3 separate regions of the Homo sapiens genome follow, and regions 2 and 3 are each linked to region 1. Evidence: read pairs that join two places in POLR2A ChIA-PET (ENCODE). Cell type or tissue: PC-9. All regions are shown on one strand.

Region 1 (8,000 bases):
CACTTTGGCAATCTTAGTTATGAACTCAGTAGGGAAATATTTAGCAGATAGTCTTGTGTTTATAGTAAACAAACAAGAAAAGTAATTTCTAGCCATACATACAAAATAAAACAGATTTTAAGAAAATGATTACTAAATCTGTATTCCTTTCCTTGATCTAATTCTAAATTGTACCTCTAATTCAAGGGCCATATCAAGGCCCACCTCTTTAACAAAACCCCTCATCTAGAGGACTTTAACTCAGAGCTTCTCTTAAATTCAGTGATAAACACTAAACAATTATTTACTGAATACTTATTAGATGTCAAGTAATTAACATAGCCTGTCCTGTGAGAAGAGGAGAAAGAGGTAAGCAATTTGACAACTGTACCAGGTCTTATAATTCAGTTTGACCATCTTATTAGTGTTGGTGTTATCTACACAACTAGATTATAAATTCCTGAAGAACAGTCAATATCTTGTATTTCTTTCTCTTGTATCCTTCTCAATACCTAGCCAAGAGATACTCAATATATTCATTAAAATGAATCCAGCCAGCATCTCAAAAAATTACTGACTTTGAATTGAAAGAATGCAAATAGAATCTGGGGCAGGGGAATACATTTTAAATAATTAAAGAGGGCAATTTGACTATGTGTATGTATACCTTTTTATTAAGTAACTCCAATTCCAGGAATTTATCAAGTGAGACCATCTTTCTCCATCCAGCCTTGGTGGAATGGCCAGATGACTATTATTGCATGAAAAACTCTAGTGAAGTAAGCAGAAAAATCACTCAGCTGACCTTAGCCTATGTTGCTGACCCACAGAATCAAAAGCAAATAAAGTATTTGTTTGTTTTCAGCCACTAAATTTTGGGGTATTTTGTTGTGTGGCAATATATAGCTGATCCAGTTATATTAATAAATATGTATAATTAATAAATGTAAAAGAATCCTTTAAAATATAGGTTGGGGGTCCAGTTGGTGGCTCATGCCTGTAATCTCAGCACTTTGGGAGGCCAAGGTGGGTGGATCACTTGAGGCCAGGAGTTCAAGACCAGCCTGGCCAACATGGTGAAACCCTGTCTCTACTAAAAAAATACAAAATATTAGCCAGGTGTGGTGGCACATGTCGTAATCCCAGCTACTCAGGAGGCTGAGGCACGAGAATTGCTTGAAGCCAGGAGGCAGAGGCTGCAGTGAGCCAAGATCATGCTGCTGCACTCCAGCCTGGGTGACAAAGCAAGTCTCTGTCTCAAAAAACAAAGATATATATAAACACATATATATATGTGTGTGTATCTATATATGTGTGTGTGTGTGTATATATAGGTTGGGTACATAAGCACATACTGAACTCTGGTTAATGATGCTTAAATACTTGGGTGAGAGGAATATACTAATGACTACCACTTACTTGGCAATACACAAAAAATAATGGAGAGATAGCTAGTTTGACTGGTATGTGATAAAACAGGTGATACGATTTGTCTCTGTGTCCCCACCCAAATCTCATGTCGAATTGTAATCCCCAGGTGTCAGGGGAGGGACCTGGTGGGAGGTCACTGGATCGTGGATGCGAATTTTCCTCATGCTATTCTCATGTTTGTGAGGGAGTTCTCATGAGATCTGATAGTTTAAAGTGTGGCACTTCCTCCCTTGTTCTCTCTCTCTCCAGCTCTGCCGTAGTAAGACGTGCTTGCTTCCCCTTCACTTTCCGCCATGATTGTAAGTTTCCTGAAGCCTCCCAGTCATACTTCCTGTTAAGCTTGTGGAACTGTGAGTCAATTAAATCTCTTTTCTTCATAAATTACCCAGTCTCAGGTAGTTCTTTAGAGCAGTGTGAGAACAGACTAATAGCAAGTATAATAAGATGTTAGTTGTAAAATCTAAATGGTGGATATATGTGTGTTTACTATAAAATTATTTTAACATTTTTGTTGTTCTCTTAATAAAAATGTTGGAAAACAGGTTGAGTAAATTATGGTGCATTCACACTATAGAATACTAGGTAGTCATTAAAAATAATAGGTGGAGGAATGTTTATTATCAAAATTGGCTAATAAATTTTCTAAAAGCAGGGCCAGGCATGGTGGCTCATGCTTCTAATACCAGCACTTTGGGAGCTAGAGCTCAGGAGTTCGAGACTGGGCAACATGGTGAAACCCCATCTCTACAAAAAACACAAAAATCAGCCAGGTGTGGGGGTGTGCACCTGTAGTCCCAGCTACTAGAGAGGCTGAGGTGGGAGGATCGCTTGAGCCTGAAAGGTGGAGGTTGCAGTGAACTGAGATGGCACCACTACACTCCAGCCTGGGTGACAGAGTGAGACCCTGTCTCAAATAAATAAATAAATAAATATATTTTTAAAAAGCAGACTACAATATAGCATATGCAATATGGTATCATTTTTGTAAAACACAACTTAAAAAGTACAGATATAGAGAAAAAACAATCAAAGGACATATGTTAAGCTATTACCTCTAGACATGGAATCATGATTACTTTTCCTTTTAGCTTTGTGTTTTCCAAACTGTCCTTCTTAGTAGGAAAAATTAAAAAGTAATTAAGAGAATTGAGAGGAAATGTTTAATATTAAGTTTAAATCTTCTGGTTTTAAAAATAACTTAAAAAAACAAAGGTATTCAATGTCTTAGAGCAAGAAAAAAATAAAATAATGAATGGAATTTAGAGAATAGTAAGAAAGAGTTTATTTACCTATATGGAATTATTTGATAACAAAAGTCACTACATGTGAGAACAGAGGCTATAGCTTTCCTCTTACCAGAAACATAGTATCTCCAAGAAAATAAATTATACTAGCGACCTCTTTAGGTTTCTTCCAATTTTATGATTTTTTAAAATTTTGTTATTTATTATTTATTTATTAATTATCATTATTTTTTTGAGACAGAGTTTCACTCTTGTTGCCCAGGCTGGAGTGCAATGGCGCAATCTTGGCTCACCGCAACCTCCGCCTCCAGGGTTCAAGCAATTCTCCTGCCTCAGCCTCCCGAGTAGCTGGAATTAGAGGCATGTACCACCATGCCTGGCTAATTTTGTATTTTTAGTAGAGATGGGGTTTCTCCATGTTGGTCAGGCTGGTCTCAAACTCCTCACCTCAGGTGATCTGCCCATCTTGGCCTCCCAAAGTGCTGGGATTACAGGCGTGAGCCACCATATGACTTTTTCTAAAAGAGTAATGGCATACCTTTATATATATTAAGTAAAACATCTGGCTATATTTTGGTACTTTTTAACTGATATTGGTTATATTATATGTATCAACTAAAAAGTATCAAAATATAGCTAGATGTTATACTTAATTTGGAGATGAATATTATTCCCTCCCTAAATTTAGGATATGACAGAAACCTGGTAATTAGAAGAAGAAAAGACAATATCAAAGAAGCCTCATTGTCTTGACACACTCTAATGTACAGTTATCAAAATTGTTAGCCACATCTTACATAAATTCCCGAGTCTACTCAACATTGTACTATAATTGTAGTAGTTTTAATCTCCATCTGATAGAAAAGAAAGGGAAAACATTTTCTAAAAGTCACCATAAAACTCTCTAAAGAAATTTTAAACATTAATTTTGATACCAAAAAACTATAGGAATAACAAACCAATTTCATCTAACAACCTAGGAACAGTTTGTGTGCACAGACACATATGCGTGTGTGTCTGTATCTGTATATGTTAACTGAACAACCTTGCCCAAGTTGAGGTACCTAAATATGAAAGTGCAAAACATTTACAGAGAAAAGGTTTCTGTCAAAAACTTGATCTTGGCCAGGCACCATGGCTTACATCTGTAATCCCAGTGCTTGGGAGGCTGAGGTCGAAGGATGGCTTGAGCCCAGGAGTTTGAAACCAGCCTTAGCAACATGGCAAAACCCTGTCTCTCTACCAAAAATACAAAAATTAGCTGGGTGTGCTGGTGTGCACCTGTAGTCCCAGCTACTCGGAAGGCTGAGGTGGGAGGATCACCTGAGCCCAGGAGTTTGAGGGTGTAGTGAGCTATGATGGTGCCACTGGACTCCAGACTGGGCAACAGAGCGACACTCTGTCACAAAAATCAAAAATAAAAAAAAAAATCTTGGTCTCATGATAGTGGTGGTATGTAATGGAATGGTGAAGCTGAGGAGAATCTCTTTTATCATCTGTTATTATGAGCAGAGTTTTAAACTCTGAATCTGAAAAAAAGATCAATATCTTTTCCCATTTCAATTCAATGATAAATGTAAATTTCAGAATACAGAAATAACTAACAGCCTTTCTAAGAAAATTATTCAACCAACATGGGTTTTTATGAAGTAAAGATAGGTTAGAATGAGAACATTGGAAAGTTTCCACAACTTTTATTCATAAACTGCAAAATAAAGTACTTTAAAATCATTAGTTATTCAAAGTCCATAGAGTACCAAATCGTTTTGAAGAAAAATTCATAAAAATTCCCACATTGGAATGAATTGCTTCCTAGTTTCTTAAAGCAAACAACAAGAGAAACATACACTTTTTTTTTTTTTTTAAACCTTGCCAAGGTGTCAACTCCACTGTTAACATAAAATCCTCTCAGAAATAGCCCAATCCAGGCTTGGTTATTAGACTAAACATGTTAGAACCCAGATTAGAAAATAATAGCTAAAAATGTTTGTGGAATCTAAGCCCTAAGTTCCCATTTCTGAGACTCTTAATGATTATGTTTGAGGTTCTTTTTTTAAAAAGCTGTGGTTTCTTTTATTTAAGAAAAATTTACATAGATTGATCTTTAAATTTAAAAAAATGCTTCTGACAAATTACTTTTCATTCTCACAGAAGATAATGGCCCTATCAAACAAAATAATAACAGGGCATGTATTAAATGGGCTCTAAAGGAAAACGATATTGATGTATCTACATTTTTTCCAGCTCATTCATTGAAAGGATTAGCTGTAACCAGTGCAGTAGCTATAAAATGTTGACAGAGGTTGGTTCCTAAGAACTGCCAGATGGTCAGAAGAAAATATTGTACAATAGTGTTACTGGAGCCCTTCAGGCAAAGACAGATATAATCTAGTTTTGAAAGCTGCCAGGTATTATGAAGTGTCACTTTCTATTTATAAATAAACTATGAGTTATGGTCACAGTATTTGAGAAATGGAAAACAGAAATTTCTAACAAAGTTCTAAGGCTTCTCATACCTAGGCAATTCACATTAGGTTTAAATGTTTTTCCCATTCCATCTTACATGTTAAAGCTAATTGTTTAATAAATAATGATCAGGAACTTACATGTGTCAACATCCACAGAAAATATAGGATTTTACTCTCTACCTTGCTAAAAGATTTATAATTGGTCAAAGTTTTAAAGACATACGAAATAGGTGAGCCCTGCACAGACAAAAATGCTATGCTTTTCTTAGGTAATTACAGCTTTTTACCGACACGTGTGATTACTCAATCTAATCATGCAATTCCAGTTAGCAACTTGTAAATATGAGGTTTGGTATATGTACTGAACACCTGTGATGGTATATAGCCTTTTTGAACTTCACATTGTGAAACCATGACTTTATTTATTCCTTCTTTTCATTTTCTTATATCGCCTCACAACCACCTCCCCACCCAGAGCCTTTAACAAGTAAGTTGCTAAGACAAGACCCAAAGGACTTCTGATTTTAAAGGTCCTAAGCTTGCTGCAAATTAGGTTCTTCTGAGCTAAGATTTCATTATAGTATATAAGTTTCTCCTTTAATCATTGTATTTCTACTTTGTGCTAACATTCTAAGTAGGTTTCATAGACTAAAAGTGCTGTATGATTAAGTCATACTTGTCAGGCTGTTCATTAGTGACTCATTGAAGAGGACAATGCTAATTCCAGCAGGAAGTAATGGAAAGTAAAAAAAATGCACAGTGTATATATCTTAATGTTGAATAAAGCCTTTCAACCAATTCCACGAGAAAACTGGAACTTCATTTCTTTTCTCCCATATTCCTTCATAATCTATTTTTGCATAACTTGGTTTTTGTGACTAAAATCTAAATTTTCATTAAAAATTAACAGAAGGAAGGCAGAGGTTCTTAGGATTCATAGAAAGAATTCAGGGGGTCCATGAACTTGCAAGGAAAAAATATTCTTATTTTTACTAAACTAACCAAATTTAGCATTTCCTTATATTACAAGTGTAGGCTATGAACAGTAATATTTTCATCTAACATTATAATTTTTGTCATTGTTTGTTTGGAAATGATATTTAGTAGCTCATTCTTAATGAAAAATTATAATCATTATTAGAGCTACAACTAGATCTTATTATTTTATGGCATTAATAAGGAAGCATAGGCTGGGTGCGGTGGCTCACACCTGTAATCCCAGCAATTTGGGAGGCCGAGGCAGGTGGATCAAAAGGTCAGGAGTTCGAGACCAGCCTGACCAACATGGTGAAACCCCGTCTCTACTAAAAACACAAAAATTAGCCCAGGGTGGTGGTGCATGCCTGTAATCCCAGCTACTCAGGAGGCTGAGGCAGGAGAATCGCTTGAACCAGGGAGGTGAAGGTTGCAGTGAGCTGAGATCGCACCACTGCACTCCAGCCCAGGTGAAGAGCAAGACTCCATCTCAAAACAGACAAACAAACAAACAAACAAAAAATAATAAGGAAGCATATATGTTACTATACCACAATTGTATTTTAAACATATTTTGATAACTGTATTTCAATGTAATTGCTTTTTGGATTTTATTTAACACACTTGTAACATTATTTTGAGAAGGGATCCATAAGCAGAATCACAAGATACCAAAGGGGCTCATGACACAGCAAGGGTTAAGAACCTCTGAGCTAAAGGGATTATAATATGCATACTTACACACCATCTACCACATTTTCACTGGAATGTAAATTAGGATTGACAAAGAGTTCAGAATGTGACATGCTCCCTGTGTAAGTTGGTATATCACTGGCTGATGTTATTATTAATTGTGGATTCACTGGAAATAATTATGGACAGATTTCTTAAATGATTCTATATTTAGTAAACCAAAATGGAAGTATGGAGGTAGCTAAGGGAAATTCATTATTCACAAATTAATCCATCTGCCAAGGACGGAACTTAGTTATATAGAGAGTTAACTAGTCTATGTGGAAGTTGGACCTGTATAAAAGCAGTCATATCACAGTTTATCAAATCTTTTGTGGCTACATCAACCCAACAACCATCATGCACTTAGGGGATTGCCACTACTGACACCCCCAGACAGAAAGCTGTCCCCAAGAAGACAACATGACGAACTTGAAACTACACTGCATAATCAACTTCTAGGGTGACTTTATCAAAGCAAATTTTGCAATTATTGAAAAGGATTTTAATCATTCCAAAATTTAACAGCTAAGATCTAATTAGTAACATGGAATAACTCATTTTCCTTATAAAAAGATCGTTTTTCTCTAAGTTTTGATTTCATGAAGGTTGAAGCAAATGTTCAATTTTCTGTTGGCAATGAAAATAGAAAGGAATCTATTATATATGCATAATTTTAATGACTGAGTAAACCTTAGAATTTTTATAACCAGTAGTCTCCTGACAGAGTTTTTTGCCTGGGATTTTCTCGGGGTGAGATTTCCACGGTTCACTGGTGTAGGTCTGTGATGATGCAAGCACAATTCAAAGTTGAAACTGAGAAACTGATCATGACCTCATTGTCTCTTGAGAGATGCCACTGCCTTGGCTGCTTGATGAATTGGACTGGACTTTAAGAGATTACATTTGATCAAATCAGTGGTTCTAAAATGTGTGTACTACAGAATCAGATGGGGGGCTTGTTAGAGATTTCTGGATTCATCCACAGACTGGGTTTCAGTAGGTCTGTGATGGATGTAAGAATTTGTCTTTTTCTTTCTTTTCTTTTTTTTCTTTTTTCTTTTTTTGAGACAGAGTCTCGCTCTGTTACCCAGCCTGGAGTGCAGTGGCACATGTTTAGTTCATTGCAACCTCCGCCTCCAGGGTTTAAGCAATTCTCCCATCTCAGCCT
Region 2 (8,000 bases), 84 kb after region 1:
GCCTGGCTAATTTTTTTTTTTTTTGTATTTTTAGTTGAGACAGGGTTTCACCGTGTTAGCCAGGATGGTTTCGATCTCCTGACCTCGTGATCCGCCCGCCTCAGCCTCCCAAAGTGCTGGGATTACAGGCATGAGCCACCGCGCCCGGCCATCTCAACTAAAATTTAAAAACTATCTGGAAATGATGCTGTGCACCTGTAGTCCCAGCTACTCAGGAGGCTGAGGCAGAAGGATCACTTGAGCCCAGGAATTCTCAGCTATGATCATGCCACCATGTACAAAATTAAGATAATACAACTACCTCACTGGGTTGTTGGGACCAAATGAAATAGTGCATGTTGAGTTTGAAGCACAGTGCCCGGCACATAGTAAAACTTTTTAGTAACGTACATCTCCTGTGTCCTAAGTCACACTTTTTTGTTTTGTTTCGTTTTTAAACATACCATGCTAATTCAACTCTTTCCTTTCTGAAGTCTTTCTGATAGAAAGAAGTCACTCAAGGCTTATGTTTAATTATCTTTATGAAATTATCCTTAATCCTTCCTTGCTATGCCTCGTACTAAGGCAGAGAGGGAGAGGTACTTAACAAAAATAAACATAAAATATTTTCACTTATTGCATGGCCTTTCAGTTCAGACAGGAAAATCATAATGAAAATTATACAGGTTCAAAATTATGACCTGGAAACTTGTTTTGGAAAAAAAATACATTTAAATGATATATATAATGCTCTCTACAAACACATATCTCTGCTTCAAAATATGTTCCAATGGAAAAGTTTATGTCACTGTTTGTTTATAAACACATGTATAGAGGGAAAAAGTTCAATGTCCACCAGTAGAAGAAAGCAATCTATTTCACCATGAGTCTGGAACAGCTTTAACAAGTCTGAGATACACAATAGCAGCAATTTCAACTTTGCTAGCACTCTATTATGCTGAAGTATCTCATGGTGGTTTGTGATAGCATTAAGAGTTCATCTATCCTAGAGGTTCAATAGTTAAAAATCAGTTCCGTATCACTTTCATTACATTTGGTCTAAAAGCAGGTTAGTAAAGTAGTGGTACCTGTTTATTTTTTAGACACCATTATAAAATAAGAACCGACAACACGGAAAGAAGTATCATTATGGTAGGTATATACTGGACTGCCTTTCCTCCAAAAGCTGGAGCCTATCTTCCCCTTTTAACATTCAACCTTCAACACTTCAGCATTGTCTCTTCAGCATGACATGTTCTAAGACATTCTTCCCACTCACATGTGTCATGAATATGCACTCACTTGATTTCATCTGGGTACGTCTACCTAGCTAAGCCCCATCCATCAGAAATATACATCATCATCAGGTAGTTAAGGACACTTGCACTCTGGCGAATACAGAATATCATTTACCTTCATGACCTACAGTTTAGAGTGGGAGAGAAATAGCTTTTCCACATATCTTCGGTTTTTAAAAAACTCTGCAAAGGGAAGCAGCTTAAGGTAGGTATTTAGGGGTTTGTATAGAGGTAATTAGAGTAAATAATTTAATTGAGTTGACTAATTTTTCAAAAGTCTATTTTTATCTGTAAGAATATACAGTAGATTCATGTGTTCTATTGTTACATTGGATTATTCCTCCTACTTTCACATCAGCTGTTTTAGAAGTGACCTTTAGCAAACATTATGTTTTTTATTTTCAAAAATAGCATTACAGAAATCACATTAATATACAACATATCTTGAAGGTGTACAGAAACCAATAAAGCCAGTAATATATAAAGAATAATGCAAATAGTTATGCCACATGGCAGGCAATGACTACCCATAACGGCCCCTTCCTTGTTGATTCTCGATGACTAGAATAACCAGAGAGACAAGACTTGTATTTTTGTCTAACAATAATGCCAAAAAGTACTAAATTTTCTTGAAAAAAAAAAGTGTTTTTGTTTTCCTTTTCCATACTCCTACATTATCTCTCCTCCAAAATTGAATAGTAGAGGATGATCTGCAGCACTTCCTCAATTTCCCCACACTATCCCCGCCCCCTAAGCCCCACAAAACACTGGCTGGCACCAGAGCCAAGATGGGTAGGTAGTTTGTTAAGTGAAAAGGAAAATTAACTGGTTTCCCCAAGAAAAGCAAAATAAAAAAATTCAAGTGTATGGAGACGGGGTATTGAAAAATCACAGTGTAAAACATCATTCACTTTAGGAAACAAATTAATTAAACTGCTAAATGTCAAACAAGACCCCTTATTATTCATGTCAGTGAAATTTCAACTCAGTAATAGGTGTGATAGAGATGTCAACTAATTGTTGATGATCTTTCTAACTAAATTGCTCTCACACAGTAGCATCAGGGCCTTGAGAGATGAAATATTTATGGCTGTCAAAATCTTTCTCTTAGGGTTACCAATTTGGCCTGTAACTTGAGGATACTGCCGTTTTCCACTTTGTTCCTATTACACCTTTCAATACTTTCTGATTACTTGGAGATTGCAGAAAGGCTGGACAGTCCTCACTATACTCTTCAAGTTAAAATAAGAAGCACCACTCCCTGTTGAGATAGTGACAGAGGTATTAGAGAGTTCTGTGCAAAAAGGAAACCATCTTTTTGACTTTGGTTTTTGTTCCTTCAGAATAAAATCCCATACTCACAACAGCACACCCCTTGAAAATTAGGAGAGTCTGCTGAACAATTTAGCAATGAAAAATTATTGCTGTATTTTACCTAACATATTGCATTAATTCTTAAGTTGCTCATAAAACATATTAATCAAAATTGAAGACTTCTTTCTAGACACAGATTGTTTCCAGACACAGTGTATCTTCTCTGATACATTTTTGCGTTGTCTTCATTCAAAAAAAAATTTTTGAAACAATTATTTTTGGTCACTTTAACAAATGCTTTTAGCTATTAAAAGAATGTGGTTATAGTTCCTGTTTTTTTAAAAGGAAATATTAATCAGAAATTTCATTAACAAACACTTATGCACATTTATAATATAATAATCATTTAATTCTCAAAATGATGATTCAAGCTCTTCAAAACCACAAGGCCGGGCAGGGTGGCTCATGCCTGTAATCCCAGCACTTTGGGAGGCTGAGACAGGTGGATCATTTGAGGTCAGGAGTTTGAATCCAGCCTGACCAACATGGTGAAACCCCATCTCCACTAAAAGTACAAAAATTAGCTGGGCGTGGTGGCACATGCCTGTAATCCCTGCTACTCGGGAGGCTGAGGCAGGAGAATCGCTTGAAACCAGGAGGCGGGTGTTGCAATGAGCTGAGATTGTGCCATTGTACTCCAACCTGGGTGACAGAGTGAGACTCCGTCTCAAAAAAAAAAAAAAAAAAAATCTCAAGAAACATCCTTAATTAGAAAGATTAAACTATATTTAAAATAATCTTATGTTTTTAAGTATTTTAAAAATAGCATATATAATACTTTTATTGAAAGGCCATATAATTAAAATTAAACATACAGAGCTTTTCTAAATATTCAAGGGTAATGAGTTAATAGTATATCTCTTTATAGCTATCCCAAATAGAATTATTTTGATATTTAGAGAGGCAATCCTAAATATATTTAGAGAGGGACAAAATTTTTTAACATTTGGGAAAAAAAAGAAGCTTCCCTTAGTTATATTCACTAGGCAGTAAAGACAAACCTCTCTTTCATCCATGTCCTCTGTCCCCTGAATCACACTATCTGGCTAAGACTCAAGCCCAGATCAAAAGAAACCAACAAAAATTAAACTAGAAAATGCATGCTAAAAATAATTTAACTGCATGGCTTCCCCCTGGCCTAACACTGTGGCATTTACTTCATTAAGTGTTTCTAAAAAACTCGCAGTGGGAAAGGTACTTAATTTATTTACTGCATGAGTCTAACGTGAACTGTGAAAGAAATTTTAAGTAAACGGGCATGGTTTGGAACAGGATTACTGGAACATTTGGTGTTTCATATGAGGCGCTCTTTTTTGCCCATCAGCACCCCTGGTACATTTCACCGTAAGCAATGAAATAATTTTGTTTGGCTTCTAGTACATATTTCCTGACAGAAGCTTGGTAATAATGAGAAGTTCTCAAAAAATAAAAATAAAAATAAAATGCAAAGAAAATTGCTTCTCCGTGACTCTCATTCTTTAGACTTGTTCTTTCTCATAAATAGATGCAACTGCTTGTGCTCTCCCCATTTGATGTATCCCAGCAATGTCTTAGACTAAAAATAGGTAAAGGGCCTAAAAACTAAGTAGCCACAGACTAAAGCTGGCATCTTTACTTTCTGCTTTCTCAGAGGAGTTGGACAAAGAAGAAGACAGAGCTAACAACCCCTAACTTGTCTTCTCACCTAAGCTTCCATTAGTTCCTCCCAGCTGTCTACTACAAATTTCAACATGTGCTGTAGCTTTAAACTCAGAATTTCTAAAACCGAAATGATAATCCTTCTTCCCAAACCAGTTTCCCCTCCCAAATCACTGACTCACTCACTGGTGCCATGGTTACTCCCATTTTTCAAGGTCATATCTTTGATTCATGTAACAGAGTAAGTCCTCCAATTTCAGATTTTCCCTAGAAGTAAGATCTCTGTGACTGACAGGTGAATGAATTGCCTATTCCATTGATCATGTAACTCCCCTAATCCCATGTGTTCTAAGATATTCCACAGAGATTATAGATATCCCTTACCAGAGCCTGAAGAGCTACCTTTGCCAGATTGTAAGCATTTTGACTGAGTTTTACAAGTCCCTTTATACCCAAATCCAAAGTTCTACCTAACTCCTCCCAGTCCCACTGAAAAGCCTCTACTAGTGACCAGAGCCACTCTCCCAAAAAGCTTTCAGACACCAAAGCCAGTACTGATCTGGCAGTATATCAAACCCTCCCTTATGGAAATTCAAAACACAAATGAGGCTCCAGTTACTTCTAGGTAAAATCTCTGTAGCTAATATTGTGATGTTAATCCTAAAACCTCTGTCTTTCCCTAGCCACTGGCTTCTCCCACCCCTTAGAGTTAAAACATAGAGATTAAGACACAAAAGTATATCAGGTCAGCTTTATTTGCCTCTTGGCCTGGTAGAAATAAGTGAGTGGTCTACACAGGACTACCCAACTTCTCAGAGGCTATGCAGTTCCCTTTCTCGTAAATATACCAAGTTCTCATCTGTCCCATCCCATAAGTCATAGCAGCCATATCCTATGATTTATGAGTATCCATCATATTCCTTTTATATATACTTATCTTAAAATATTCAGGAAGGATATGGGGAAGAATCTAGGCACGAATATCATTGCTATAGCAACAACCGTTGCATATAATTGACCTTGCATTTTATCTTTCAAAAGTTTCTCCTATTAATGTAGTCATTCAAACTTACTTACTCTATCTGCCATGTGTCAGGCCCTAGTCTAGGAGCTGGAAACAGAGCAGTGAACAAGACAGAAAAGGTCCCTGCTCTCAGGGCATTTACAATCTCAATAGTTCTTCCTTGGCCTTTCTTGTCATCTCAGCATCCTTTGTTTTAGAATTGGACATCCTTGATTAATCCATGTAGCATTCCCTCTTTTGCCTTTCTACCTAGTACAAACTAGCCACCATAAACCAATGTCCGCCTGCTCTCAGAGCAAAGAAGCACTAGGCTTGGTTAGTTCTTAGAGAGGAAAAAGCTTGGGCAAACTCGAGACACTCTGGGCCACCTATATCATGCCATACTAAAAATGCTTCATTCAATAGGCTCACCTCTTTATCAGCCTCTCTATCTAGTCAGTCACCAAGGTCTGGCAGAAGTTATTTTTCCTACATCATCTGGCATAAACATTAAGTTTTATGTTACTCCTAAACACATTTGCCCTTCTTGGATATAGGTCCTAGCCCCGGACAATTAATTCAGATTCTTCACCTCCTCTAATGATGCTTTTCCTGCTGGCTTCTATATAACCATTCACCCTCTGATTTCTCTAAGCACTGAAGGATTTTCTTTTTTTTTTTTTTTTGAGACAGGGTCTCGCTCTGTCACCCAGGCTAGAGTGTAGTGGCGCAATCTCAACTCATTGCAAACTCCACCTCCCGAACCCAGGTGATTCTCCCACCTCAGACTCCCAAATAGCTGAAACTACAGGCATGCACTACCATGCCTGGCTAAGTTTTACATTTTTTTGTAGAGACGGGGTTTCATCATGTTGCCCAGGCTGGTCTTGAACTCCTGGGCTCAAGCGATCTGCCCACCTCAGCCTTCCAAAGTGCTGTGATTACAGGTGTGAGCCACCATTCCTGGCCAGGATTTTCTTAGTAATTTTTTCTCTTCTATATTGGAAGTTGGGGGAAATGTCTGCCCCAGATTTTACGGCACACTGCTCTGCACTGTCAGAATAAGTCAACATCCATAGTGATTGAAGATGTCCTTTCCAGTGCTCCTACCCAAGAAGGGAAAGAGAAGTAAGTTCTGTGGGCTATGATTAGAAGAAGGCGCATTTGGAACTGGCCTATGGTCCCGAGAGGAGCTCTCCTTTCTTGTGTACCAAGAACTTGAAACATCTTTCTTAAGTTTCACAGTCCAAACATGGGAAGGAGCTTATGATATTAAAGCATCCATAAGCAGGATAATAAAAATTCAAAAACAAGTAGGAATAGAGATAAGGTATATCAGACACTATCCTAGCTGATGCAATGGAATAGCAAATTGAGCTCTGACCTTACTAGCAGTCATAGTGTACTAGAAACATAATTTGTTCATTTGTTAATTCATTAATTCAACAACAGTTATCGAGCTACTACTATGTACTAGTCACACTCCTATGTTCCAGTCCCCCTCTCCTTTGGCCCTTGTCGCATTCTGTGTGAAGAATAAGGTATTGGGTGGGTGGGGGTGGGTGCAGGAAGGGGCCTGTCAGTGGGGTAATTTGGCTGTCTGCAGTAGGCCACACAGAAGAGCGGCCTGAGGGCATTTCTCCCTCTAAATGGCTTGGAAATTGTGATCAATAGCTAGCATAGATGTGAAAATAAACACATACAGCAAATTACCAAAGCACTCATCAGAATGTTTTATTACCAAAGCTCTCATCAGAATGTTTTTTAATTCCATGAAAATGCAGGACTGCTTGTGAAAAGATTAACACCAAATGTAATTAAATAGATATTTTGTTTTTGTTTTCCTGAACTGGCTTCATCCATACAGATGGGGGACAGCATACATCATATCATTCCAAGCTCTTCAGGAGATCCTAGGAATACTGACATTTATTTTATTTGCTTTGAGAATGGAAGTTGGTTTGCATTTATCTTAAGAAAAAAACATTGAAAATATAAATCAAATAAAAATATAATTTTAAGCAAGTATAATGAAGCCCATTGTAAGTTGACTATACATCATGTCTTTCAAAATTTCATACAGATTTAGGTATAGATATTTTGATGTTGTCTTTAACCAGCTGGCCTTCCAATAGAGAAGAAATACTAGCTTTAATTTATTGTAGTTTAGAAACATCATACAGGAATTGAGAAAGCACAAAAAAAGTAGGAGACTCTTGAAAGGCTAGCAACAATGAAAGGGTAGGAAAAACTGTTCTTTAAATTTAGGTACCTGTAGGTCAGAAGAAGAGGTATACTGTCAAAATGAGATAAATGAAAGTACAATTTTGTGCCATGTGTAAAATACATCCATAAAAGCTAGAAAATAATAATAATGGCTGCCACTCATTTAATGCTTACAACATGCCAGGTGCTATGCTAAGTGCTTTATATGTTTTCTTATTTCATCCCTACAGCAAACCTATGATTTATTAGCCTCAGTTTATAAAGAAAATGAGAAACAGAAAGGTGAACTTATTTGTCCAAAGTCAAAATGTTGGCTAAGGGGAGGAGCTAGTAACTTTTTGCCCCTTTTTTGTCTTGTGTACAAAATTACATAGACATGGTCAAGCATCAGCTAATATTGTCCTGCAAGGTAGTGGCAGCCTGGAGTCTGAGTTCCTTGGTAAGTGGTAGCAGCAGTGACTACAAGTGTCATGGCTGACGTA
Region 3 (8,000 bases), 670 kb after region 1:
CTTTAGATGAACCTAATAAGCACAGAGTCATAGAACCTGTTAGAACTAGGAGGGAACCCAAATGTCCTTGAGTTCAGCTGTTGTGATAATTTGCTTTTCATCACCACTTCTAGAAATGTATCACGTTGCTACAGCTGAGTAGCATAAGTACTCTTATCAGTTGGGATGGAAATCCAAAGTCCTATGACTACATAGCTATCTTCATAGCAATGCAAATTTTAGGTGCTTTTAAACATATTTTTCATTTCCGTCATCACCTAAGTTTTCAAGCTTTATTATGAAAGATTAATAGTGACATAAATTATGTGGGGAATGTAAATTTTTGTCTTTTAAAATGACATGATCCAACCACAAGTCCGAATTAGATAATAGGGACTGAAGAACTGACTAGTCATTTACTTTGTTTTTATCTCCAGTACACTTTGTATGAGGTATTTCATTATAAATTTCTAATTCATTTTGTTGGCATCCTAAGAGCAGTAACATTGGTTCTTAAAATTACTGACAAATATATGAATTATTTCCATTTTGCCATTCTTGTTTTTTCTGTTGTTGTTCTGAACATGTATAATCTTCAGAAGCATATATTTGGAGACCAAAGACTATTAACGTGTCGCTTTGATTGACAGAACAATTATTCATTCATTTATTGATAGCTTTGACCTAATGTAGGGGGAAATACAATTGAGACAATACTATTCTAGTTTGGGAATTGATCTGGAAAAGCAAATCATGCCACTTAAAAAAAAATCGTATGTGTGTTAGCTTTGCTCTTAAAAAATGTTTTAGTAGTTTTTCGTTAAGCAGAGTTATAGAAAGGCAATAACCGAACCTGTGTCTGAAGTAAGGGAAAATACTGATTATATAAAGCTTTATATCATATGTGGTAGCTACTGTACCATTTCTCTTCTATGACAGTAATCCAGCCTGCAACATCTACTTGCAGTTTGAAATTAACCTGTAATTTAGTCTTCACCCCAAATGACAAAAATTCAAATGACTCTGTGGGGTGCCAGAAGATGCACTGTAAACAGGGCTTAGTAAGGGGATAAGGTAAGAGTTCCATCAGGATAGGCTCGTTTTCACTGTGTCACTATTATTGCAATAAAACTAACATTTCTTCGTTGTCTTTTACTTTTTTAGTACAGCTTAAAATCAGATCTTGATAAAATAGTAATTCAACTTAGGGCAATGTAACATTTGTATAATAGGCAAAAATGTGAAGGCTTTAACAGGAAGTATAAAAGGACTTTCTGGTTTTGAAAACTGTTATGTGTATGAGAAATTTATATTCTCTACAAAGATTTTCACTAATTGTCACTAGTTGTACTTGGAGCCATGTCTCTAACCATGCCTCTTTTTAAAATACCTTTCATACTCTCTTTTCATAAATCGTTAATTTCTTATTCCAAATTGCACCACTTTATTACATTATTCAAATACCAGTGCTTTTAATAAAGCATAATGTGTAATTAGATGTACTGAACTGACAATGGGAAGTCCAGCGACTTGCTTACCTAGTACCTTCCTCTGTTTACCTGGTAGCCTTAGTCAAATCAGCCAGTCTCTAGATGCCCCAGTTTCATTATTTCTTTGAAAGTAAAAGGGGGTGGCAAGTAGAATTGGATCATATAATCTCTATAGTTCTTCCAAGGGATTTCTTTTTTTTTTTTGAAACAGAGTTTCACTTTTGTTGCCCAGGCTGGAGTGCAATGGCACGATCTCAGCTCACTGCAACCTCCACCTCCCGGGTTCAAGGGATTCTCCCTCCTCAGCCCCCCGAGTAGCTGGGATTACAGGCATGCGCCATCACGCCCGGCTAATTTTATATTTTTAATAGAGATGGGGTTTCTCCACCTCAGGTGATCCGCCCTCCTTGGCCTCCCAAAGTGCTGGGATTACAGGCATGAGCCACCGCACCTGGTCTTGCAAGGTCTTAAATATTTCTCATACTAACATTGTCCTTTTATTTTATTTTTTTTATATTACCTGTGAATTTTATTTCAGTATGGTAAGAGAGAAATTACAAAAAAACTTTTAATAAAGACAGGGTTAAAGTAAATTGAAAGCAAATTGTCCTTTTATGGGGGGAAAATACTTCTTAAGGACCCACAAGAATATAGTACCACACTGTTGTTTAAGAAACTGATTTAATGACAGTGTCTTTTTATTTTAATTTCTCACATAAAAGAAGGCTTGACTTTGTAATTGGAAATAATTTTTAAAAGCTTACCCTTTAATGAAAAAAGTATTTAGAATTCTTCTAGAATTCACTGACCAACACGAATATCCTAGTTTTCATAATAGTAAGTTCCCATATATATGAAACTTGAGGTTATTTCCTACTTGGCTAGTAAGGTGACAGTACAGAAAATATTATGATAAAGATGAAAAAGTTCTTGAAAATTCCTTATTAGCTATTGGTGGACATTTAATAACGTTTACCAAATCTGAAATTATTGAGATACAATTGTTAAAGGCACGTAAGTGATTGGAAAAAAGTATTTGACGGTAGTCCTTGCTTTCAGAAGTAATACATTCTTACAGCAACTTTCTACATAAAGTCAGAATTTACAGTAAAATCAGAGAATGCCTTAATCTATTTGGACTTTTTTATAAAGTACCCTTTAACACACGAAATAATAAAAGATGAAGCAGGGTAAATAGTGGATTGCTGATGATGTATGTTTTCTGAACATTTACTTATATATAAAGATTGTTTCTTTTTTTCCCCCATTTTAGCTTTGTGGTTTTCTACCTTAAGTAAAGCTCAGTTGTTTACATATTAACTGGTCATTAAACATCTCTCTAAAGTATTACTAAGAGACTAAGCTGAATTCGATTTATTTTATTCATTGCTAATTTTTTTGTTTCTAAGGGGCGACCTATCTACTGCTCTTGAGGTCGCCATTGACTGCTATGAAAAGTATAAAGTATTACCAAGGATTCATGATGTCTTGTGTAAACTGGTAGAGAAAGGCGAGACTGATCTAATTCAGAAAGGTGAGTCACTTTCTAGTATCTTAATGTAGTTTTTTTTTCCCTTCTTGCTGATTTAATCTTAGTGTATTGTTAAGAGAAACCAGCAGAAGGCCAGCACATTCAGATAAACTTTCTTTATACTTGTGAAATCTAAAAGAAAAATATCAGGTAGATTTCCAATATTATACATGTTCTTGATTTTAGTAACTGTTCATTTTGAAAAAATGTCTGTTATTTTTGTGTTCTAATTCTTGGTGATCTGCCTTTATGAAGATTTTTTTTACCCTTATCCTCACTAGTTCTCTTTGTAGCTACTCTGTTAGGTACTTAATTAGTCGATATAGCTATATTCTTTAAGTTATTCTTAATATTTGTTTTTAAAATAAATTTTTCTTGTATTTGTCTGGAACTTCATATGATACTGTTTTTCTGGGTTTTTTTTTCTCCTAATATATATATTTTTTTCTCTCCTACCTAGCAATGGACTTTGTGAGCCAAGAACAAGGTGAAATGGTGATGCTCTATGATCTCTTCTTTGCCTTCCTACAAACAGGAAATTACAAAGAGGCCAAGAAGATCATTGAGGTGTGATTTTAACTACAGTGTTCTAATTGTAGAGCTATTTAGACTCTTAATTAGAATACATTTAAAAATTTTAACCTTTAATTACACTTGTTCTGATTCATGTTAATAGAATTCAATCCCAGTAATGTTGGGGGAGGGGGATCTCGGCCAGCTTCTTTATTGTATATAATTACAGTTCAGAAAAGGCAGTCTGGTTGTATATTAAATTTGTTTCCTCACTTTGTTAAATTCACTATTATATATCAAAATGATATTTGCATATTAAATCTTGGATTGTGGAACAATTAAATTAAACTGGCATTCCTGGGTGTAAAGTTGCTAATCCTCTTTGCCAAAGAATTCTTTGTTCTTAAAAGCAGTGGAATTTAATTTGCTGCAGACCATGCTCAAGATTTATTTGTAATGCTTGTCTACAAGTTAATCAGCCAAACAAGTGCTGTCTGCAACTGTTTGGCATTTAATTTAAATTTTCTTCTTCTTTTTTTTTCCACTATGCTAAGCAGCTTATGGGAAATGGTAGGTGACAAACCTGGCCTATTTAGGATTAGTATATTTTATCTAGGCTTTACTAAATTTTGCTTAGTGGAATTGATAAGTCAAGGGCCAACTATAAAGTCTGTCCAAATTGTGATTAATTTCACTATTAAACAATTCTGTGTCCACTAAGAAAACAAAACATTCCGCAGAAGATGGACCCATTGCCTTAAGAAAAATTATTTCATGTGATTAAAACTGTTAACTTATAAATACATCAGTAATCATGGGTTTTCTCAGATTATACTTCGCTTTTGGTCAATGTCGTTTTCCAAAAATATACAGGGGACAGGATGCAAAAGTGGTGTTTGACCTCTTTATTTGTGTATTGATGACTGCTTATCATGAAACTGAAAATATAGGCACACAACCCAGAAAACTGTATTTTTTTCCTCCTGATGTTTTTTGAAGAAGAGAACGGTGTAGTATAGAAAAGGAGGACTGTGAAATCAATTCAGAACTTTCTTCTCTTTCCATTTTATGACTCAATCTGCCCACTTGTCAGCAGACAGTGGGGCATGCTATCGTGCTATCTTGGACAGGTGCTTCTGTAGCTTAAGTGGTTCATTTACATTTTCTAGAAAATGGTATAATTTTTCTTCCACATTCGCTTCTGAAAGTACAGTGAATCCAAATGTGAGAAGAGCTGTCTGGCTATTGAGTTCTGCTCCTCTGTAGGTACAGTGTCAGTATTAGCAGGTCACTGATCAGAGCGGAAATGAAGCTCAGCTCTGAGAGGTTCTGCAGGAGGAATGCATGTGCCTGTCTTTGTGTAGTAAGGTGTAATAGAGCCAGAGGCAGAAGAGTGATTTCTTGTTTTGCCATCTACCTGCTTATGTGATAATGGACAAGTTATTAAACCTTTCTAAGCTTCCTCATGTATAAAAGAGAACATAATATCTGTCTTTAAGATTCAATCACATAATGTATGTAAAGCAGCTTGCATGTTTCCTGGATTATGGTAAGTGATCAATAATATTAATTCCCTTTGCCCCTTAAAGGTAGGGATTGTGTTGTCTTCTTTACCTCACATAATTCAAAATATGATGTTCAGCATAAGGTACATGTTTGCCACATGAATAGGCAAGAGAAGACTGCCTCTTAATTACTTAGAGCTTTGCCACAGTACAACCACATTTAGGAATGGCTGTCTGCTGATGACAGAATTTTCGTAGTAGGTGTGTACAAAATTTTTTAAAGGGTGAAGAATAGCTTTACAGAAAGAATACTACAAGTCATGAGCAACATTTTTATCATTCCCAAAAAAAGCAATAGTGTCTTATCATTGGGTAGATTCACTATGGTTGAATTTACAGAGCTGCTGTGTATTTGAAGCGTTGTGGAAATAATTAGATAAACCAGTCATAAGCTCATTAAATGAAGAAAGATATAGGCAAGGTTCAATGTGTAAATATCACCTGTTTTTTTGTTTGTTTGTTTTTAAGATGAATTGGCATACATGTATCATGTGTTATATGTAGTATATTTGACAGTCTCCAGTCTTTTTTTTTTTTTTTTTTTTTTTTTTTTTTGAGACAGGGTCTTGCTTTGTTAGCCAGGCTGTAGTACAGTGGTGGCTTAGCTTACTGCAGCCTTGATCTCCTGGGCACAAGCAATCCTCAGAAAGACCTAGTCTGAAAAAAGTCCTTTCTACAACACTTCATCTTATAGCAATTACTACATTCTGTAGATTCTCTTTTTAAAGGTCTATCTCTTTGACTAGAATGAAGGGAAGGGAGAAAGACTGAGAAGGAAAGGAAGGAGGGAAGGGGAAACTGGTCCAACTGGGAAGCCATGCAAATGCTATCAATCACCTTTGCTAAAGAGCTTCATTCTGGAGGTTTCAGATGAAGAAATCTGCCAATGCCACCTTTAAGGGTTCATGACAGGAGATTCTCTATCAGATCTAAGAGCTTCATTTATCTTGTACCTATGTTAATTCACCCTATTTTCTGTTAACTCAGGTCTCTCTCCGTCATTTACATAGCATTTGAGATGACTGAGTAAAGTGTCATAAAAATCCACCACCATTACCTTAATTTTGAGTGTAGCAGTGTTTAGGGTGAGAATTAAAAGATGAATTGTGCGTCTGCACTTAGAGTAGAGACAAAAGCATTCCAGGCAGAAGGAACTGCCTGTGTGAGGGCCCTGAGGCAGCAAAGAGGTTCCTCCCTTTATCGTTCTTCTGCCTCTCAGAACTCTTATTAGATAACACTAATAAAATGACATCTGGATTGTCTGGTACATTATCAGACATTTAATAAATGCTAGTTTGATTCCCTTCCTTCTCTATGCCATTCTTTACTGTGTAGAGGTCAACCCTTCTGTCTCTTCTGCAGATACATCCTCTGTAGGCTGTCTTAAGAACTCTTGGGAATCAAACCCAAGGGAAGAGGTTAGAATACGAAATGCTAAGTTTAAAGCAGAACTTTTTTCTCATCTTTGTGTTGGTTCTGAGAACCTAGCAGTGCCTGGCACATGACAGGCATTTAGTAAGTGATTGCAGAACTACTCAAAGGGCTAAGAGTTAAATTAAATAATATATTTCTTGATAGAAACCTTTAATATGGTAACATTTCATACATCATTTAACTTTTTTGCTTGTATATATAATCTTTCCCTGGATTTAATGTCTGGTCTTGGAAAAAAAAGAATGAGTAACCCAAAAAGTGATACTTTATTTGTATGGTCTGCAACACTGTCTTCCTGGGAGGTAAATGAAGTACCTGAAAAGGTCATAGACTAAAAGAAGGAAGTCATTTTTCTGTTTGTTTGTTTACAGAGAAATACCTTCTTTTACCATAATTTCTAGCAATAGGAGTATTGGACTAGAACTCACGAACCCTGAGTTTTAGTTCTGGCTCTGCTACCAGGAACCATAAAGGAGGTCCCATCCTTAAAGACATAACAACATTACTGTCTTTGTGTATCAGGGGCTTTCAAAATGGTAATGACATTTGACCCACTTTTGAGAAATGATCCTAAGTAAATCATCTGAAAACCAAAGTAGGTAAAGATGTAAATTATGATTATTACCTGTAACAGTGAAAGTTTTTCTCAAAGGAGAAAGGGCGCAAATGAACTCCAGTTTGTTTATGAAATGGAATGATGTGGCCATTAAAAATAATGCTTACAAGATTTTGGATTTTCGAATTTGGGATGTTCAACCAGTAAATAATACAGATATTCCAAAAGTCAGAAAAATCTGAAATCTGGAACGCTTCTGGTCCCAAGCGTTTTGGATAAGGGATACTCAACGTATAGTAGTTACGGAATTTGAAACCAGGCCCTGAGTTTCTGTTTTCTATTGGTTCCTCTGTACCATCCTACGTCCATGATCTCATGACCCCTCAATATCTGAACTGTCGAAAATAACTTACCCTTTCTCCGGAATTCCTCTTTCTTGACTTTTCCCTCTCTCCCTATCTGCTGTTTTGCCTTTCCATCACGGTGCAGCCGGAGTACATTTTGATCTCTTCTCAGTGGGGGAAAAACTCTCTTTTGATGGCTTTTGATTTAAGACCAAAAGCTTGGATTCCAGTGATCTCCCAGTCTTTGTTACTCTTCCTTTTGTTCTTTTCCAGATCTGATTCAGGAATTTTTATCCCATTTGCCTTCCTTAATAAGCCAGCGTGGATCGTATACACAGACAGTGGATTTTAGAGCTAGGGTTTGTTTGTTTGTTTGTTTGTTTGTTTGTTTGTTTTTGTTTTGTCCTCCAAAATTTCAGGATATGTCAGTTCTCATGTAAATATATACCCCCTTTTGTGAGTTAGTTTAGTATCTCCTATAACACCTGGTCAAGTGGATAATTTTTTAGTTCATGATAGTTTGTTAATTGGACTTGCTCAGCCATATTTTCCTCCTTATTATACATGGTCTTCAAGTCTATCTTGGAA

The links. Peaks named below come from ENCODE experiments on the same cell type or tissue, not always from the same donor. Only the 100,000 strongest peaks of a DNase experiment are listed, where the experiment ranks them.
Region 2: POLR2A ChIA-PET joins it to region 1 with 5 read pairs; 1 of 35 experiments calls an interaction of 5 or more read pairs at or near these places.
Region 3: POLR2A ChIA-PET joins it to region 1 with 5 read pairs; 2 of 35 experiments call an interaction of 5 or more read pairs at or near these places.

What each region holds. Positions count from the first base shown.
Region 1 is chr2:44,596,345-44,604,344 of GRCh38, reverse strand. The region is part of intron 3 of CAMKMT (calmodulin-lysine N-methyltransferase); the gene reads right to left. Among named protein-coding and RNA genes, the nearest start is that of CAMKMT, 240 kb to the right of the region's middle. RefSeq lists a silencer at 7,552-7,601. In PC-9, no CTCF peak of the experiment used is centred here; DNase peaks (open chromatin) are centred at 4,994, 5,414 and 5,794; H3K4me3 peaks cover 1,071 bases; H3K27ac peaks cover 1,982 bases.
Region 2 is chr2:44,512,080-44,520,079 of GRCh38, reverse strand. All of the region lies in intron 3 of CAMKMT (calmodulin-lysine N-methyltransferase), which reads right to left. Among named protein-coding and RNA genes, the nearest start is that of CAMKMT, 150 kb to the right of the region's middle. In PC-9, no CTCF peak of the experiment used is centred here; a DNase peak (open chromatin) is centred at 4,479.
Region 3 is chr2:43,929,757-43,937,756 of GRCh38, reverse strand. LRPPRC (leucine rich pentatricopeptide repeat containing) reads left to right here. Exons shown (of 38, transcript NM_133259.4): 24 at 2,879-3,003; 25 at 3,461-3,567. Among named protein-coding and RNA genes, the nearest start is that of LRPPRC, 62 kb to the left of the region's middle. In PC-9, no CTCF peak of the experiment used is centred here; no DNase peak of the experiment used is centred here; H3K27ac peaks cover 1,070 bases.